Regions from separate parts of the Homo sapiens genome. Here region 2 is linked to region 1. Evidence: chromatin loops called from intact Hi-C (ENCODE). Cell type or tissue: Caco-2. All regions are shown on one strand. Each heading gives the region's core, and the rest is flanking DNA. Links, peaks and the distances in the headings are about the cores only.

Evidence for each region. Peaks named below come from ENCODE experiments on the same cell type or tissue, not always from the same donor. Only the 100,000 strongest peaks of a DNase experiment are listed, where the experiment ranks them.
Region 2: a loop joins it to region 1, with 8 times the contacts of the local background. A loop is called at or near these places in 1 of 110 quality-filtered maps.

What each region holds. Positions count from the first base shown.
Region 1 is chr11:76,957,790-76,967,973 of GRCh38, reverse strand. It overlaps ACER3 (alkaline ceramidase 3), which reads right to left. Exons shown (of 11, transcript NM_018367.7): 3 at 8,943-8,995. It overlaps ACER3-AS1 (ACER antisense RNA 1), which reads left to right. Exons shown (of 3, transcript XR_007062792.1): 2 at 8,961-9,140. Among named protein-coding and RNA genes, the nearest start is that of B3GNT6, 72 kb to the left of the region's middle. RefSeq lists an enhancer at 3,373-4,572 and a silencer at 4,794-4,853. In Caco-2, for the core only: no CTCF peak of the experiment used is centred there; DNase peaks (open chromatin) are centred at 4,393 and 4,853.
Region 2 is chr11:77,086,464-77,096,647 of GRCh38, reverse strand. CAPN5 (calpain 5) reads right to left here. Exons shown (of 13, transcript NM_004055.5): 3 at 2,835-2,966. Among named protein-coding and RNA genes, the nearest start is that of OMP, 11 kb to the left of the region's middle. RefSeq lists an enhancer at 9,122-10,070. In Caco-2, for the core only: a CTCF peak has its summit at 5,297 (motif pointing right); DNase peaks (open chromatin) are centred at 5,307 and 7,816.

The DNA.
Region 1 (10,184 bases), core at 2,208-7,207:
TGCCCTTTATTTCCTTCTCCTGCCTGATTGCCCTGGCCAGAACTTCCAACACTATGTTGAATAGGAGTGGTGAGAGAGGACATCCCTGTCTTGTGCCAGTTTTCAAAGGGAATGCTTCCAGTTTTTGCCCATTCAGTATGATATTGGCTGTGGGTTTGTCATAAGTAGCTCTTATTATTTTGAGATATGTCCCATCAATACCTAATTTATTGAGAGCTTTTAGCACGAAGGGCTGTTGAATTTTGTCAAAGGCCTTTGCTGCATCTATTGTGATAACCATGTGGTTTTTGTCTTTGGTTCTGTTTATATGCTGGATTACGTTTATTGATTTGCCTATGTTGAACCAGCCTTGCATCCCAGGGATGAAGCCCACTTGATCATGGTGGATAAGTTTTTTGATGTGCTGCTGGATTCGGTTTGCCAGTATTTTATTGAGGATTTTTGCCTCAATGTTCATCAAGGATATTGGTCTAAAATTCTCTGCCAGGCTTTGGTAACAGGATGATGCTGGCCTCATAAAATGAGTTAGGGAGGATTCCCTCTTTTTCTATTGATTGGAATAGTTTCAGAAGGAATGGTACCAGCTTCTCCTTGTACCTCTGGTAGAATTCGGCTGTGAATCCGTCTGGTCCTGGACTCTTTTTGGTTGGTAAGCTATTAATTATTGCCTCAATTTCAGAGCCTGTTATTGGTCTATTCGGAGATTCAACTTCTTCCTGGTTTAGTCTTGGGAGGGTGTATGTGTCAAGGAATTTATTCATTTCTTCTAGATTTTCTAGTTTATTGGCATAGAGGTGTTTATAGTATTCTCTGATGGTAGTTTGTATTTCTGTGGGATCGGTGGTGATATCCCCTTTATCATTTTTGATTGTGTCTATTTGATTCTTCTCTCTTTTCTTCTTTATTAGTCTTGCTAGCGGTCTATCAATTTTGTTGATCTTTTCAAAAAACCAGCTCCTGGATTCTTTGATTTTTTGAAGGGTTTTTTGTGTCTTTATCTCCTTCAGTTCTGCTCTGATTTTAGTTATTTCTTGCCTTCTGCTAGCTTTTGAATGTGTTTGCTCTTGCTTCTCTAGTTCTTTTAATTGTGATGTTAGGGTGTCAATTGTAGATCTTTCCTGCTTTCTCTTGTGGGCATTTAGTGCTATACATTTCCCTCTACACACTGCTTTGAATGTGTTCCAGAGATTCTGGTATGTTGTGTCTTTGTTCTCGTTGGTTTCAAAGAACATCTTTATTTCTGCCTTCATTTCGTTATGTACCCAGTAGTCATTCAGGAGCAGGTTGTTCAGTTTCCATGTAGTTGAGCAGTTTTGAGTGAGTTTCTTAATCCTGAGTTCTAGTTTGATTGCACTGTGGTCTGAGAGACAGTTTGTTATACTTTGTTCTTTTACATTTGCTGAGGAGTGCTTTACTTCCAACTATGTGGTCAATTTTGGAATAGGGGTGGTGTGGTGCTGAAAAGAATGTATATTCTGTTGATTTGGGGTGGAGAGTTCTGTAGATGTCTATGAGGTCCGCTTGGTGCAGAGCTGAGTTCAATTCCTGGATATCCTTGTTAACTTTCTGTCTCGTTGATCTGTCTAATGTTGACAGTGGGGTGTTAAAGTCTCCCATTATTATTGTGTGGGAGTCTAAGTCTCTTTGTAGGTCACTAAGGACTTGCTTTATGAATCTGGGTGCTCCTGTATTGGGTGCATATATATTTAGGATAGTTAGCTCTTCTTGTTGAATTGATGCCTTTACCATTATGTAATGGCCTTCTTTGTCTCTTTTGATCTTTGTTGGTTTAAAGTCTGTTTAATCAGAGACTAGGATTGCAACCCCTGCCTTTTTTTGTTTTCCATTTGCTTGGTAGATCTCCCTCCATCCCTTTATTTTGAGCCTATGTGTGTCTCTGCACATGAGATGGATCTCCTGAATACAGCACACTGATGGGTCTTGACTCTTTATCCAATTTGCCAGCCTGTGTCTTTTAATTGGAGCATTTAGCCCATTTACATTTAAGGTTAATATTGTTATGTGTGAATTTGATCCTGTCATTATGATGTTAGCTGGTTATTTTGCTCGTTAGTTGATGTAGTTTCTTCCTAGCCTTGATGGTCTTTACAATTTGGCATGTTTTTGCAGTGGCTGGTACCGGTTGTTCCTTTCCATGTTTAGTGCTTCCTTCAGGAGCTCTTTTAGGGCAGGGCTGGTGGTGACAAAATCTCTCAGCATTTGCTTGTCTGTAAAGGATTTTATTTCTCCTTCACTTATGAAGCTTAGTTTGGCTGGATATGAAATTCTGTGTTGAAAATTCTTTCCTTTAAGAATGTTGAATATTGGCCCCCACTCTCTTCTGGCTTGTAGAGTTTCTGCTGAGAGATCAGCTGTTAGTCTGATGGGCTTCCCTTTGTGGGTAACCCTACCTTTCTGTCTGGCTGCCCTTAACATTTTTTCCTTCATTTCAGCTTTCGTGAATCTGAGAGTTATGTGTCTTGGAGTTGCTCCTCTCGAGGAGTATCTTTGTGGCATTCTTTGTATTTCCTGAATTTGAATGTTGGCCTGCCTTGCTAGATTGGGGAAGTTCTCCTGGATAATATCCTGCAGAGTGTTTTCCAACTTGGTTCCATTCTCCCTGTCACTTTCAGGTACAACAATCAGACGTAGATTTGGTCTTTTCACAGTCCCATATTTCTTGGAGGCTTTGTTCGTTTCTTTTTATTCTTTTTTCTCTAAACTTCTCTTCTGGCTTCATTTCATTCATTTCGTCTTCCATCACTGATAGCCTTTCTTCCAGTTGATCGCATCAGCTACTGAGGCTTGTGCATTCGTCACGTAGTTCTCGTGCCGTGGTTTTCAGCTCCATCAGGTCCTTTAAGGACCTCTCTGCATTGGTTATTCTAGTTAGCCATTCATCTTATTTTTTTTCAAGGTTTTTAACTTCTTTGCCATTGGTTCGAACTTCCTCCTTTAGCTTGGAGTAGTTTAATCTTCTGAAGCCTTCTTCTCTCAACTTGTCAAAGTCATTCTCCGTCCAGCTTTGTTCCATTGCTGGTGAGGAGCTGCATTCCTTTGGAGGAGGACAGGCGCTCTGATTTTTAGTTTCCAGTTTTTCTGCTCTGTTTTTTCCCATCTTCATGGTTTTATCTACCTTTGGTCTTTGATGATGGTGACGTACAGATGGGTTTTTGGTGTGGATGTCCTTTCTGTTTGTTAGTTGTCCTTCTAACAGTCAGGACCCTCAGCTGCAGGTCTGTTGGAGTTTGCTGGAGGTCCACTTCAGACCCTGTTTGCCTGGGTATCAGCAGTGGTGGCTGCAGAACAGAGGATATTGGTGAACCGCAAATGCTGCTGCCTCATCATTCCTCTGGAAGTTTTGTCTCAGAAGAGTACCCAGCCGTGTGAGGTGTCAGTCCACCCCTACTGGGGGGTGCCTCCCAGTTAGGCTACTCGGGGGTCAGGGACCCACTTGAGGAGGCAGTCTGCCCGTTCTCAGATCTCAAGCTTCATGCTGGGAGAACCACTACTCTCTTCAAAGCTGTCAGACAGGGACATTTAAGTCTGCAGAGGTTACTGCTGCCTTTTGTTTGTCTGTTCCCTGCCCCCAGAGGTGGAGCCTATAGAGGCAGGCAGGCCTCCTTGAGCTGTGGTGGGCTTCATCCAGTTCGAGCTTCCCGGCCGCTTTGTTTACCTACTCAAGCCTCGGCAATGGCAGGCGCCCCTCCCCCAGCCTCACTGCTGCCTTGCAATTTGATCTCAGACTGCTGTGCTAGCAGTGAGAGAGGCTCCGTGGGCGTAGGACCCTCCGAGCCAGGTGCGGGATATAATCTCCTGGTGTGCGGTTTGTTAAGCCCATTGGGAAAGTGCAGTATTAGGGTGGGAGTGACCTGATTTTCCAGGTGCCATCGGTCACCCCTTTCTTTGACTAGGAAAGGGAATTCCCTGACCCCTTGCACTTCCTGGGTGAGGCGATGCCTCGCCCTGCTTTGGCTCACGCACATGCACTGCACCCACTGACCTGCACCCAATGTCCGGCACTCCCCAGTGAGATGAACCCGGTACCTCAGTTGGAAATGCAGAAGTCACCCGTCTTCTGTGTCGCTAACGCCGAGAGTTGTAGACTGGAGCTGTTCCTATTTGGCCATCTTGGCTACTTGACCAGGTTTCTTTTCTTAACGCAGCATAATGTGGCTTACTTTTCAACCTGACTTTGGTATAGCATCACATGACAAGGAAATCAAAGGACCTCTTGAGACTCTATTGTCCTGAGATAGGAATAATACAGGGTGGAGAAGAAATTCCAGGCAGCAATTTCACATGACTTAGAGTCTTTGGGCTGGTAAGATCCTGAAAAACAGGGTGTGGACCAAGCTGGCTAAGACCGATTGGATCCAGCATGTCACTGGATTTGACCGAGGTTTCACCTAGGACCTCATTATATGCTCATTAACATACTAAACCACAAACCCAGCAGCACCATTGAAATAGGTCAGGGTCACTGGTCTCGTTGTCTAATGTGTTATCCGAGCTTGTGGTCTCAAGAAAATTAAGGAGTGTGGACCCAAAGAATGAGGTTGGAGGAAAAGTTTAATAAGCAAAAGAAGAAAAGCTGAATTGAAAAGCTTTCACAAGAAACTGCTCTCATGTCTGTAAGTGTTTGAGAAACTTATCTATGCATAACTTCCCTTTATGTAGTTGTGGGTATGTCTCTAGGTAAGCATAAAGTGAAACTTTTTGTTTGTATAATTGTGGTTTTGTTTAAAGTAAGCCCCCCTCCTCCCTCTGCAAGTTTCCATGGGGCCCACTGTGTACATGTCTGAAAAGGGGAGGAAACTTCCTGGGAGCTCGCTAATCATACAAAGAGCAAAAGGCTTCTATGCTGGACTTTTCCTGCCTTGCCTGCTTATCTGTGGCTTATCTGTGCAGGTGCACTGTAGCTGCGATTTTTCAGGCAGGCAGCTTCTACAGTCTGAGTTTTTCTCCAAGCTGCTCTATCTTGCCTGTAGCTGTGATTTTTCAGGCAGGCAGCTTTTCCAAGGACCAGCCTTAACCGTTTACCTAACTAATTTTTCCTTTTCTTCTCCCTCACTATGACAGTTCCAGGAACACCTATTGGGTGGCACCACAGTTCTGATAAATCTCTACCTTTTTCCAGGAATTTTCATGAATATTCCATTCCTTGGTTAGAGAAACACATAAAGGTAGCAGCCCCAAACCCCACTGCATGACACTCTCTCAAGTACACCTGCACTCCCTTGAGTGTGTACTTTTACTCTTTGCAATAAATTTCTTTACTTTCATTATTTTTCGACTTGTCCTTGAATTCATTCTTGTGATGGTGCCAAGAGCCTAGACATTGGCTAGGATAGAGGTCCACTGCTGTTTGGGGACTTCCCCCAGCCCACCAGTATCACACCATGCCATGGTCACTAATATTGGCTCAGAATAAACCTTTAAAAAATACTTGACAGGCCAGGCACAGTGGCTCACGCCTGTATTCCCAGCACTTTGGGAGGCCAGGTGGGTGGATCATCTGAGGTCAAGAGTTCAAGACCAGCCTGGCCAATGTGGTGAAACCCCGTCTCTACTAAAAATACAAAAATTAGCGAGGCATGGTGGCGGGTGCTTATAACCCCAGCTACTCAGGAGGCTGAGGCAGGAGAATCGCTTGAACCTGGGAGGCAGAGGTTGCAGTGAGCCGAGATCACACTACATTCCAGTGTCACTCTGGGCGACAGAGTGAGACTCCATCTCAAAAAAAAAAAAAAAAAATTAGCTGGGCATGGTGGTGCACGCCTGTAACCCCAGCTACTCGGGAGGCTGAGGCAGGAGAATCACTTGAACCTGGGAGGCAGAGGTTGCCGTGAGCCAAGATTACACCACTGCATGCCAGCCTAAGTGACAAGGGTGAAACTCCATCTCAAAAAATAATAATAATAAAAATTAAAAATAATAAAATAAAGATATTTGACAGGGTTTAGTTTTTCCATTAACACATATAATTTTGATTTGTCCCATTAGTGATGATTAGGTTGCTTGATTAAGGTGTTTCCCACTTGGCTTCTCCACTGTAAAGGTATTCTTTCTCCCCTTTTTAAGTATTTTGTGGAAAGGTACTTTGAAACTATGTAAATATACTCTTTAACATCAAACTTTTTCTTTATTCATTTATTTATACTCATGTATTATTTCATTTAATACATCATTTATTATCTAGTATGGACTCAGATTTCCCATATTACTCATCGGGTTACATTATAACTATTATAACCCATTACCATTTATTTTGATGCTCAAATTGCCCCATATTTGGCCAGCAGGAACCTCTTCAAGTTGGCTTCAGTGTCCTTTTGACATATTCCCATAATTTTTTGAGCCTTTCCATTTTTTCTGGCATAAAAAGATGATCTAGGCTGATATTGTCCTTTTTTTTTTTTCTGCCCCAGCCCTTGGAATCAGCCCTGGTTCCTTTTAAAGAAGAATGATTTTTAGAAAACAAGATCTGGATGCTAGGTATATTCTTTGGCTTTGAAGTTCCCCATTCCCAGATCCTCTCATGGACAGAGCTTGAGAATGTATGTATATATATGTGTATTAAAATATTTAAGTATGTATACATATACACAAAATACATACATATGCATATCACATATTTTCACATCTATATTTATGTCTATTATATATGTATGTATTGAACATAGGAGTCTGCACTGTTAACTCCAATTTCAGTTTGTCACCACAGAGCTCATTCTAGTTTTCATCTTTTCCGTATTTGCGACTTTTGTTCTCTAACAGTAAGAAACCTGGCTCCCATTCTCCTTAATGTATTTATTTATTTGATTAATTACCCTGTATGCAACATGGCTTCCATTGCTACCTCTCCTTTTCCCAAGCAATGCCCTTCTCACTCAATTCAGGCTCCAACACTTGGTGCTGGGCTGCTGCTGCACCTCCACTTAGACAGCCTCTCGACTCTGCTTGTGCTCTCAGATCCTGCACTGGGCCACTCTGCCATGTAGAAGTCACTCTCACCTTCCCAGGGTACCAAAACATGGCACAAAGCTGTCCCCACTATGTGGCACTCTCTCCATCCCACTCAGATTCCAACCGCATGTCAAATGACCCCCCCAACTTGGGAGGACACCCTTCTTATTCTGCACTGAGCTGTCCCCTTTGCATGGATACCTTTTCAACCCTGGTCTCTAATACACTGTCCCTGGGCTGCCTTGATGTGCAAATACCCTCCTCACTCCTAGTTAGGCTCTGACACCCTACACTGGACTATCCCCCTATGTTGACACTCTCTTTAACTGGCTGAGGTCCCAGAGTTCTGTGATGGATGGTCCCCACCCCATGTGGCTATCCTATAAGCCACACTCAGGTTTTGACACTCCAATGTGGCTACTGAGCACTTGAAATAAGCCTAATCTGAACTAAAAATATATTGCAGGTATAATAACCAGATTTAAGAATATGAAATACTTTATTCATAATTTTTTATATTGATTATATATAGAGAGAGAAGTAGTATTTTAGATATACTGGGTTAAATAAAATTTATTATGATTATTATTATTATTTGAGACAGAGTCTTGCTCTGTCGCCAGGCTGGAGTGCAGTGGCGTGATCTTGGCTTACTGCGATCTCCGCCTCCCAGGCTCAAGAGATTCTCCTGTCTCAGCTTCCCGGGTAGCTGGGATTACAGGTGCACACCACCACACCCAGCTAATTTTTGTATTTTTAGTAGAGACGGGGTTTCCACATGTTGGCCAGGATGGTCTCAATCTCCTGACCTCGTGATCCACCCACCTCCGCCTCTCAAAGTGCTGGGATTACAGGCATGAGCCACCGCGCCCAGCCAAATAAAATATATTATTATTTTCACCCATTTCTGTGTACTTTTTTTCAATGTAGCTACTAGAAAAATTTAAATTACAAATGTAGCTCAGATTTTACTTGTACTACTGTTCTAGAAGTTTCTGGATTAGTGATGGGAAATCAAGAGATCAAAAGACTGAGGACTTGACATATATGCCCTCCTCAGAGTAAGGATGGAAACTAAAAATCCTTGGCTAGCTCTGCAGGGGTGTCCAATCTTTTGGCTTCCCTGAGCCACACATAAAATTAACACTAACGGCCGGGTGCGGTGGCTCATGCTTGTAATCTCAGCATTTTGGGAGGCTGAGGCAGGCGGATCACCTGAGGTCAGGAGTTCGAGACCAGCCTGGCCAACATGTTGAAACCCCGTCTCTACTAAAAATATAAAAAATTAGCCGGGCTTGGTGGTGGGTGCCTGTAGTCCTAGCTACTTGGGAGGCTGAGGCAGGAGAATTGCTTGAACCTGGGAGGCAGAGGTTGCAGTGAGCCAAGATTGCACCACTGCACTCCAGCCTGGGCAATAAGAGCAAAACTTTGACTCAAAAAAATGAAAAATAAAAATAAAAATAAATTGCAAAAAAAAACCTTATAATGTTTTAAGAAAGTTTATGAATTTGTATTGGGCTGCATTCAAAGCCATCCTGGGTCACATGCGGCCCACAGGTTGGACAAGCTTGCTTTAAAGTCTTGCTACATAGAGGGACTCAGACTATTCAAATGGATGCCATACAGCCATGAAAGAATGCAGGTATCTCAGAATAAGAATATATTGTTCTGGTGAACTGATTATGTCTTTTTAAGATGTCCCCATGTGACTCTGCTCTCTAATGCTGCTCTCAATTTTATATGCCCGCACAGAGATGGTCAAAAAGCCCTATACTATTTGTACTTGTTTTCCTTATGGACTCACCTGCTTATTTCTTTACTTCACTTAGTCAGTTTGGATCCTCAGACTTGAAGTAAAAAACTCCAGAGATTACAAATCCCATCTTTTAGCCATAGTTATGTGCTCTTTTCTCAAATCTGAAGTACTTCTGAATTAAGAGAAATAAGCATTTGTCAATTTCATCATTACTAACCTGCATTTCATATTTCAGAGTCATGTGGAAGCACCAGGATCCCATTCCTACCACTGAAATTAAACAAATGAAAAAAAATTAGCATGAAATTCTTTGTGCGTGGACAGTGACCTGAGAAGACAATAAGACATTTCAAAGCATTGAGTTAAGGATAATGAAGTTTATAAAATCTAGTGGCAAGATATAGCTGACTCTTGAGTAAGTGCTATAATTGGTGAAATTTTGGTGTAGAAAAGAAGTACAATATAAGTTCTCCTAAATTCCCTCTACTAAGTGACTTACTAGACTAACAATATTCCATTATTTCTGTAAAATGTATTATCTGATGCTCAGGATAAGTTTTAATGCACATAGCTGGTTAGCTACTCCTTTGCACTTCTGACCCAAATGGCTAAGGTGTATGCTTACTAAGAGCCAGTCAGTTTGTTCCTGAACTTGTTGATGCCATTGTATTTGGTTATCAGAGCTATGACTGCAAAAAGAGTTGTTGCTTCTCCAAGAACTATTTAAAATGCTTAAAGTAGACTTAATAAAAATGAGTTGCTGGCCGGACACAGTGGCTCGCGCCTGTAATCCCAGCACTTTGGGAGGTTGAGGTGGGTGGACCATCTAAGGTCAGGAGTTCAAGACCAGCCTGGCCAACATGGTGAAACCCCGTCTCTACTAAAAATACAAAAATTAGCTGGTCATGGTGGCAGGCCCCCGTAATACCAGCTACTCGGGAGGCTGAGGCAAGAGAATCGTTTGAACCCAGAAGAAGGAGGTTGCAGTGAGCTGAGACTGTGCCACTGCACTCCAGCCCGGGCAACAAGAGCAAAACTCTGTCTCAAAAAAAAAAAAAAAAAAAAGTTGCTAATAAAAATCATGTTGAATTAGGTGTGGTTGGATATCTGTTACAGACTGGGAAAAATAGTAAAAATCTAAAAAGATTCTGTAGGCAGGGCACAGTGGCTCAGGCTTGTAATCCCAGCACTTTGGGAGGCTAAGGCCAGAGGATCGCTTGAACTCAGAAGTTCAAGACCAGCCTGGGCAACATAGTGAGACCTTATCTCTATTAATACATAAGATAATAATAATAAAATTAAAAAATAAAAAGATTCTGTGTTCATGTCCTAAGTTCTTCCCAAGTGCCTCCATTTTAAATAAACTATTTTCATTTTAGCGTTTTATAAAATGTTTGGTTTTTAAAGCAAAGAGTAAGTAGAACTAAAATTAGGGTCTCTCATTCAATGGTCATGCCCT
Region 2 (10,184 bases), core at 2,842-7,841, 130 kb before region 1:
CGCAACCTGATTTCAAGTTCCTAAAACCTGGTCACCTGAAGTCCACTGCCCTGCCCTCAGGGAATGTACCATCAAGTCGGGGAAGCTAAAATGCCCCCATCAGGGATCCCGTAGGAGCAGGGCAGGAGGCCAAGAGATGTCTGACAGAACAGAGAAACAGGTGGGCCATCTAAGAGGGGGCTGGGGAGGGAAAGTAACAAGTGCAGAGAGCGCAAAAGGCAAGGGTTTGCCTTCCTCCGGCCCCTTTAATCCTCCACGACCCTGGGCACTGGAAAGGTCAATTTACACTGAGGACGAAAACAGCTAGCAGGAGACCCGGCCAGAATCAAATCCAGGTCAGGCTGGCTTCGAATCCTGTGAGGGGTAAGGGTGGCTTGCTGTGGGGGCGTGTGTGTTGGGGGCGTGTGTGTCGAGGATGTGATGCTCAGTGTGTCTGAGGCTCAGAATCCCCAAGTGTGAGGTGGGGAGGGCAGGGGTGCAGCTCAGGCTCGGCAGCCCCCCCACTGCCCTTCCATGGAGAAAACAAGGAGGCCCTGCAGGGCAACAGGCCCAGAAAGTGAGGGGTGACAACAAACAGAGCCCAGTCAACAGGGACGAGGGACGGAAGGCGCAGTAATGAGCTCCGCAGGGCCCCGAGCCTCCTTCCGGGACCCATAGCACCACAGCAGCACAGGAGGCAAAGTGCAATTAGCCAGGAGCGCCCAGACCCGCCCTGGCCTCCCTGGGACCCAAGCTGCTGTAGGAGATCAGCCTCCTGGCCCTGGCAGCCTCCCAGACCAGCCAGGCCAGGTGCCCCAACTCCCTGCAATAGGAACCTTTGGCCCACAGATAAACACAGGCCTCAATGACAGGCCTCCTGCCTGCAGTCCTGGGCCTGTTCTTCACTGTTGAGAGGTGGAGCTGCACCAGGAACCACTTGGGCCCAAGCCCAGGGCAGGACACATAGGCTCCCACCTACAAACGGCCAGACAGATGGCCTCTCCTGGGGAGACTGGAGTCAGGCCCAGCACCACAAGGCCCTGGGAGGTCTGGGGGAGCAAGGCCGACCGTGGGGCTGCTGGGTGGTAGCTGAGTCCAACAATTTGGAAAGGAGCTCTGTTCCCAAAACTCTCCTGAGCCTTCTCTACTCCAGGTCCCTAGTGGGCTCAGCAGGGACATATACGTTGGGCCAGTTCTGCCTGTGGGGAGCTCACCTCACGGGGGAGGTGAAAGATAAACAGGCAATTGCAGGGCAAAGTGGGAGGTGGGGGGCAGCCCTACAGAATGCCCATGTGCCCCTTCAGCCCCTGACTGAGCCCTCATCTAGTGGGGGGGTGGGCTCTAAGGCAGGGGGACCTTGTTCTGAGCTCAGAGAAGGGGGTGGGAGCCTGGAAGCTGGAGAGTGAGGACTGGCCCTACACCCAGAGCACAGAACCAGGCCCCAGCCCTCTCTGGGCCTTGAGGCGTAGAATTGAAATGAGCCAACGGGTGGCTCTCGAAAGCCCTCCTGGCTCAGGTGCCCCTCGAATACCCACATCCACACGCCGCAACCATGGCCTCTGCCAAGGCCCCAGGGGCCCTACAGCAGGCAGCTGCTCCTACCCTGCAGGACTACTGGGGCTAGGCCCCAGGGATGCCCACCCTGGAGTGGCTTTGAGAGGTCACATCCCCGTTCTGCAGACTCAAGAGCAAGACACCTACCAGAGTCTCAGCCTTGCCCAAGGGCACTGCTCCCTCTGATGGCCAAGGGATACCTCAGAGGATGAGGAAAAACTCTGTCTTGCACAGGAGTACCTGTATGTTCTATGATATTAATTATCATAATGCTGGTAGGCACAGCCACCTTTGGCCAAGCACGATGCCGCACAAGGCATGTTGAGTGCAGCATCTGGTCCTATCCTCACCACTCCCCGAGAGACAGCTACTCCGATTGTCCTTATTTTGCTGATGAGTAACCTGAGGCCAGCTCCAAAGCTACCAAGTGCTGAGGCTCACTGCCAAGCCTGGGAGATGCAGATGTCCAGTGCTCCTCAGCCCCACTGCCAGCCCCTCCCAAGGGATGGCAGAAGGGCAGGGATGAGCAAGGGGCAATGACCAGAGTCCCCCTGCAGTCCCTGCCAATAATTCTTCAGGGAGCCAGGGTCTGCCTCCACTCCAGCCTCCCTGCCTCCTGTGCACGGAATCTAAGGCCCTGCTGCCAAGTGCTGGGATAGGAGGTTGGGTTGCAGGACCAGAGCCTATTCTTTCCAACCCAAACCCTTTGGCCCTGGTCCAGAACACCAGCAGCTTGGAACTGTGCTGGGATAGGAGGTTGGGTTGCAGGACCAGAGCCCATTCTTTCCCACCCAAACCCTTTGGCCCTGGTCCAGAACACCAGCAGCTTGGAACTGGGAGTCATGAAGCTGGGGATCACCAAACCACCCTTGCTGAACAACTGGGAAAAGTCAGGCCCAGAGGAGGACAGCAACCAGCTGAGTCACACAGCAGGTCTGTGTCTGTCAGGGGTCTCCTGAGCCCCATCAGTGGTGTCTGCACACTAAATGTGATGCACACAGCTTCCACATTTCACAGGTGTGTATTAATCTGCCAAGTGTCCCCAACAGTGTTGGGGGGGACACATCAGAATGACCTTGGGAGCCTGACGGATTCCCAGCACCTGCCCCTGGGGGTGCCCAGCTGAAGGGTGAGGGATGGCAATTCCGACGCTCGGCCAGTACTGGGGGCCCCCACCCCATCCCTGGCACAGGCTTTTGAAAGTCTCATCTGCCACAATCAGGTTCCGCCTGTCTGGCAGTGAGGGCCACAGGCTGCGTTCACACTCCCCAGCACCCTGCCCACTCTGCCCGAGGCCTCACCTTTTGCCACAGCGACTCCCGGGAGGCAAGTGACGAGCAGGCTGCCACAAACCAGCAGTTGCCCACCTGGCCCTGGTGCAGGTCGTGGGAGCTGATGCCATCCACAAAGAGGCGGGGGTCCTCGCAGATGCCCTGCGGAGAAGGCGAGGAGAGAGCGTGAGGGGCGGAGGAGCATGCGGATGCCCCCCATGGCAGGAGACATGACAGACACAGACGTGACAGACACAGACTTGCTGTGTGATCATCAGCATGGTGATTCACCTGCCTCCCACCACAGACTTGGGGCCCCATAGGGCCCATCTGCTCCCCGCTTGCCCCCCACCCCGCGGTCCTGCCTGGGATGCCCTCTCCCCTTCCTGGCCAGAGAGTGCTCTTCCGCTAAAGGTTTGCTGATGAAGAACCTGTGGGAAGACGTCAGAGCGCTGGACCCGGGGCACTGCCTTCCTCCTACCCGCTGCGCCCCTCCCTAACCAGCAAGAGCTCCATTCCCTTCCTTCTCTAGCACCAGCAGCCTGAGTGCCCACCCCCGCCAGCCCACAGGGGTACAGCAGGTTCAAGTGGGGTGGGGGTGCGGGCATGGGACAAACACCCATATCCCAGCTGGGGAGCACAAAGCGAGGGGCCAGTGGGGAGCGGTGGGCCAGGCCCCGCATGGCACTTGCCTCGCATAATCTCATCAGGTCTTCACGCCACCCAAGGAGCGAGGAGTTGTCATTCCATTGTATGGGCGAGGAATGGAGGTTCAGAGATGGACTGTGACTTGTCAAAGGCACACAGCAAGCAAATGCTCAAGTGGAGCAAAAACTCCTTTTTTTCCTTTTTTCTTTCTTTTTTTCTTTAGAGACAGTCTCGCTCTTTTGCCCAGGCTGGAGTGCATGGAATGCAGTAGTGCAACCTCAGCTCACTGCAACCTCCAGCTCCTGGGTTCAAGCAATTCTCCTGCCTCACCTTCCTGAGTAGCTGGGATTACAGGCACCCACCACCACGCCCAGCTAATTTTTATATTTTTAGTAGAGACAGGGTTTCTCCATGTTGGCCAGGCTGGTCTCAAACTCCTGATCTGCTGGCCTCGGCCTCCCAAAGTGCTGGAATTACAGGCATAAGCCACTGCGCCCAGCCTCCATTTTTATTTTCTACAGAGACTGGTGGGCACGGCCCAAGAGGCTGCTCCATGAGACGCAGCCAGGGAATCCGGCCAGGGCAGCCGCTGACCCGGGAATGATCCATGAGCAACTGGCTGCTCTCAGGCTCAGCCCTTCCTAATTTCTGGAAGCCCCTTGCTCTGCCTGCCAAGAGAGAGGCAGCCCAGGGGGGCTCCAGTACCAGGTGCCCTCTGCACCTGACCCTGCCCAAGGAGCTCTGGCCTGGGCTTTCCACCTCTTCTTGCTGTGGGGGTATTTTCCTTAAAAGCCCCCTGAGGCAGTGCTGTGAAAGGGAAAAGCATGGGCTTTGGCTTCAGACTGGAGACTGAATTCCAGCTCCTCAATCGGCAATCTGGCGAGCTCTCTGAGCCTCGGCTTTCTGATTTATATAATAGAAACAACAATTTCTTTATGTTGTTGGATTTTGGGGTTTTTTGTTTTTGTTTTTGTCTTTTTGAGGCATGGTCTCGTCTGTCACCCAAACTGGAGTGCAGTCACAATCACAGCTCACTGCAGCCTCAACCTCCTAGGCTCAAGCGATCCTCTGGCCTAAGCCTCACGAATAGCTGGGACCGTAGGCCCACACACCACACTCAGCTAACTCTTAAATTTTTTGTAGAGATGAGGTCTCACTATGTTGCCCAGGCTGGTCTCAAACTCCTGAGCTCAAGCAATCTTCCCGCCTCAGCCTCCCAAAGTGCTGGGATGACAGGCTTGAGCCAATGTGCATGGCCAATAATTTCTACTTTGCGAGGAGGAATCAGTGTATGTAAAGTATCAAGCCCAGGGCCTGACCCAAAGCGAATGAAAGTCTCCTTCAATTTTCAGGTGCTAGGAAGCTATGCCCAGACCTCTATGGGTGGCTCCAGCACCAAGAGATGCAACCAGGAAGGGTCAGCTCACCCTGTGTTCCCTCAGCTGTAATCATCCCTCCCCAAGGCCTGAGCTGGGGGTGGGGCCTGGCCTGATCCCTAGCCCTGGCCCAGGGAACAGAGCAGGCCCCTCTTCCTCTCCCATCGCCTCACTGAGCTGAGGAAGCCACTGCTCCCCAGTGGCTGTGGGTATGGTGGAGGGTGGGGACAGGCAAACACTGAGACATGCCTTTCATGTACCAGGCATCCTGCTGACACCACAATCCATCCTCACCAAGGCACTGAGAAGTGGGCAATATCCCCTTTTACAGATAAGGAAACTGAGGCCCAGGGAGGTGTAATACCATGTCCCCGCCACACAGCATGGGCAGATGGCAGCAGCCCTCTGCCTGCCTCCACTCCAGCAGGCGCTCCTGAGCTAGTTCCATCCCAAGAGCTTCTGCGGTCCTACCACAGGCGGCCAGCAGAGGGTGGCAGAGGCAGGAAGACCGAATTTGAATGTCTGCTCCCTGCTGTGCAACTTTGGGCCTCACCTGTGCAGAGGAGATAAATGGTCATCCCAGCAGGGCTGTGTAGGGACTCTACAGATCGTGGAGCAGAGCAGTTGCAAGGGAGAATGGGGAAGAGGGCTCCTAGTTCCCACCAAGATGGGGACCCTGCTGTCCCCTCTGCCCGGAAGAACCAGAGTTTTAGAGGGTCAGAGAAAGGGCTAGAATTCCCCCAAGGGCATGAGCAGCTCCTGAGACCTGGCCCCTCCTTCCAGTTGGCACTACAGGGTGCACCACGGCCAACCTGCACGGCGGCTTCTGCAGAGCACAGGTCTAGGAAACCCAGTGAGGCCGCCTGGTCTCATCCATCCCCAACGGCACCCCGTCAGGAAGCACAGGCAGGAAGAAGGGACTTTCCCTCTCCTCCCCGCTGCCCTCCTGTCTTCCCTCCCAGCCCTGGACCACACCCCACATCCAGCCCATCCTCTGACCCAGAGGGAGCTATGACTTAGCATCTGTTCCCTGAGGCCAGGAGGGCAGGCAAGACCGGGAAGGGAGAGGGGCTTCCATATACGGAGGACCCCAGCCACATCATGCCATGGAAAGAGAAACAGCTACCACCTGGCATCACCAGGGTTTACAGCAGGAAGTGACTCAGGTGTCCCTCCACTTCAGATCCTCCCAGCCAGTGTCCTAAGACAGACACACAACTGCCCCATCCCAGAGAGGAGGAGGCTGAGCCCAGGACAGCGCAGTGATGTCCAAGGTGACAAGGCAAGTAAGTGGACGGATCCGATGGGATGCCCTAGGTCTGCTGGGCTCCCAACCAGGGTCTCCCAACACTAAGCACCACAGCTGGGGCAGACCCGAGGTGCAGATCCAACCAGATCTGGGCCCCAGATCAGGGCTCTGGCCCCAGACACTTCTCCAGTCCTTGAGAGACAGACCGAGCTTGGGAGTCACGATTCCCAGATTCCATCACCCTGACTTGCTGTGGCAGAGCAGGAACCTGGGGGCAATCGTGCAGCCTGGGAAGGAGCAGACAGAGCGGAAGGCAGCCAGGCATGTTCCCACTGCCAGGAGAGGCTCAGGGTCACCAGCTCTAACCAACAGAAACCACCTGAGGTTGGTGGCACCTGGAGTCTGCTCTGGAATCCAGGGGCCACCTTGGGGCACCTGTAAAGGAACAATAATAGAAATATCTCACAATGACTGGGCACCTGCTATGTGGCAGGCACTGTGCAAAACAACCCTGTGAGATGGGCACTGTTGGCATCCCCTTTTTACGGATGAGGAAACCAAGGCACAGAAAGGTTAAGTCACTTGCCCAGGGCCACACAAGAAGAGGTGAAATGAGATTCAAATTCAGGCAGTCTGGCTGCAGTCTCCAGGTAGACTAGGTTTTTTGTTTGTTTGTTTGTTTTTGTTTGTTTTTTTTAGATGGGAGTCTTGCCCTGTCGCCCAGGCTGGAATGCAATGGTGCGATCTTGGCTCACTGCAACCTTCGCCTCCTGGGTTCAAACGATTCTCCTGCCTTAGCCTCTAGAGTAGCTGGGACTACAGGCACCTGCCACCAACACCCAGCTAATTTTTCTATTTTTAGTAGAGACAGGGTTTCACTATGTTGGCCAGGCTGGTCTCAGGTGGGCTAGGTTTTATGGGTGACAAAGCCATCCTTCCTTCACCTGTCTCCCTGCACCTGTCCTAACCCAGCTTAGGGGGTGTCTCACTAGATAGCAATGAGACCAAGGGTTTGGGGAAGCCCAGGCCCTCACCTCTGCCACCATGGGGCCAGGCTTCTCAAGCCTAGTGTTTGTCCTTCCACTTTTCCTGGGCCACTGGCTGGACATAGGTCATAGAGTGAGTCAGGGAAGGTCTCTGCCCACAGGCAGGGATCTTGAGAAGGAGCCAGGCCCTGACCCCCCATGTGAGCAGAGCTGTGACAGCAGGAGCCAGAGAGAAAACAGAGGAGGCTGCCTGGAGGCAGTGATGCTGGCAGAGCAGGCATGGAGAGTGCTGGTAAGCAGGGAGGTTCAGGAGGGAAATGGGGACCCGAAGTGTCCTGAGGCAGACACTGCCTCCGAAATGGTCCTCGGGTGCCAGGGGCCCTTTATCTGGTGCCAGCCACCTGTGCTCCCTTCCATCCCTGTCCACACTCTCTAGGTTTCCTTAGGGTCCCCACCACCAGCCTGTGAGCTCCTAAGCAGGGCCCAGGCCTGACTTTGCCCACTTCTAGGCTTAGCAAAGCTTGGCAGGTTCCACTGGGGCTACAGACAGGTCCCTGGGAGGGAGGGGGGACAAAGTGGTGCACAGGATTGGGCTGTACAGGGGCTACCCCTGAGGGCTGGGGGTTGACCATTTCTCCAGGCAACACAGCTCTAGGACAGCATTCTGCACCTGCAGTCACCGCTCCCCTGCTCAGCCCATCCCAGCCTGTTAGACCAACTCTACCTGACAGGCCACAGCCCAGCCCACCTCCCTTCTCCCTTCGTGGCACAACAAGAAATTCAGGTTTCTATTCCTGGTGTACAAGGCAAGGCAAGGCAGCAGACTGGATCCATGGCACCTGGGCTATATCTGCAGAGGCTCCCTCCACATCCGTCCTCCTCCCCCACTCTTTGTCCATCCAGCTTCACCCTAGTCACCACCCTCCTGGAATCTAGGATCACAGAATGAATGAACTAGACAGTGGGAAACAGGTCTGGGAAGGACACGGGACTTCCATCTGGGACTGGAAAGGGAGTTGTAGCCTACAGCCCATCCCCTCTGCAGAAGACTTGCCCTCCCCCAGCCCTACCTCCTTCTCCTCCATGGCAGTCCGCACCCTTCAAGGCCTCTGAAAGCTCTCCCTGACCCCACTGAACCCCATCTCTGAGCACATGCCCAGAAGGGGGTCATTCCTGGGCAGTTCGGCTGGGTGTGCCCCCGCTGCCAGGCCTTGCTGCAAACTGACTGTTCTGTGGCACGAAAAGGCCTTATGTTCAGGGAGCCGAGGAGTAGGGCCATCTCCAGGAAATGGCTTGATGGGCAAGAGTCCCCGGGACTGGGCTGAGGCTGGGGCCCCCGAGACTGCACTAGGGGAATTCTGCAGGTTCCAAAACCAGTGTCTGTTCATTAGTCCCCCTCCCCCACCCCACCTTGTCCCCTGTGCATTCCACCAAAGGACCTCCAGGCTCATACCCAGATGTGGGAGAGACAGCATGCTGGATGAGGGGATGTTGCCCCCACAGGGTGACAGGAGGCCGCCTACCAGGTCCCGGGCCCTGAGCGAGGAGGACGGACACCCTGAGCTCCCAGGCCTGGGGACATTCTCCATTCTCCGTGCATCTCCCCAGCCAGGCCTGTGAGGGGCCAGCGAATGGCCACTGTACTGGAAAGAACAAAAACATAGCGAGCCTGTGGGTGAAGGGTGTGGGCTGAAGGCAGGTGCCCAGGTCGGCACCCAAGAGGACAAGGCCTGGTCCCACCTGCAGAGTCAATAGGAGATGGGATGTCCCAACCAAGGTGGCTCTAGGTCCCCAACAAAAAGTTGCCAAGGAGAAGACGAGCAAGAGAGGGGAACCAGTTTGTCACCTGCCTCCCATGTGTATGACACCACAGATACCTCAAGTCATTTCGGTTTCCAGAAACTGTGACCAGCAAGAATTATCCTTCCCCAATTACAGATGAGGAAACTGAGGCCCAAGCAGGAGTGACTTGTTCAAGGTCACACTTCTAGTAAGGTAGGGCCAAGGCTGCAGCCAAGTTCACTGTGGCTCAAAAACTAGCCTCTGCATTCCATTTGAGAGGCAGCGAGGCTGGGAGGCTGGCTGAGGAGACCCTCTAAGAACAGAGCAGCCACTATAAGGACCAACTCAGAGAAGGAGCTGGAGGGGATGGACGGGCATGCAGCACGACTTCTCATTTGTAAACAGGCGGTCACAGGTAAGACTCCATCGAAACAAGGCTGCCTGAGGCCAAAGTTCCCTCTCACTGGCAAGCAGCTGGGCGTTAATGATAACCCACTGGGCTGGGCCCGCCAAGCAAGCTGAGCCAAGCCTGCTTGACTTCCTGCTCCACAAACCTCCCATCCCGTTAGTGGGGCAGGGGCTGCCTGTCCTGCAGGCTTGTGGCTAGCCAGTAGGCAGTGCCTACACACATGGTTTAGGAAATCCAGGCAGTGCCGTGGACCATCCACCCCAGCCTGGTCTGAGTCCCCATCACTGCTGCCCCTTGGGCCCCACTCACACAGCTCTCTGAACACCAGCCACCATACGCTCTCTGTCACCTGCCCCCACATCCAGGGCAGGGCAGCTCTGCGTGTCTAGAAAGGGCAGGGCACCAAGTGAGCCAGCGAGGAAGGCAACGAGAGGAGGAGGTGTGGCATGGCTCCTGAACCCACAAGGAAAGGGGCTCAGAAAGGGCAGCTGACTCCCCTGGGTCACGCAGCAGGAGAGTACCAAGCGGGCCAACCTGGCGTCTCCTCCTCTCACCGCAGCAAGCCCAGCCTGCTCCCGCCAGGCCTCACCAGCCTCTTTTCGGAGCCACGGACCTAAAATGTCTGGGCAATGGCCAGAGGGCAGGAGGGAGTCAGGACGGGGGTAGCCAGGGGATGGAGTGGGAGGAGGGCGAAGAGCTCGAGTGCCCAGCCCTCCTCCCCACAGCCAAGGCCTCACAAAGGCCCTTTGAGGCCAAGGCCTCCCTCCCCACCTACTTGACAAAGGAAGAGAGGAAGGCGTGGGAGAGGGGGCCCAAGAGGCAGAACTCTTGTGGCCAGGCCAGGAGGCTCCTGGGCCTTCCAGAGAGTCAGTACAGGGCCAGAGATTCTGTTACAGCTCTTGGGACTGAGGTCAAGGGCACCAGGGGCCC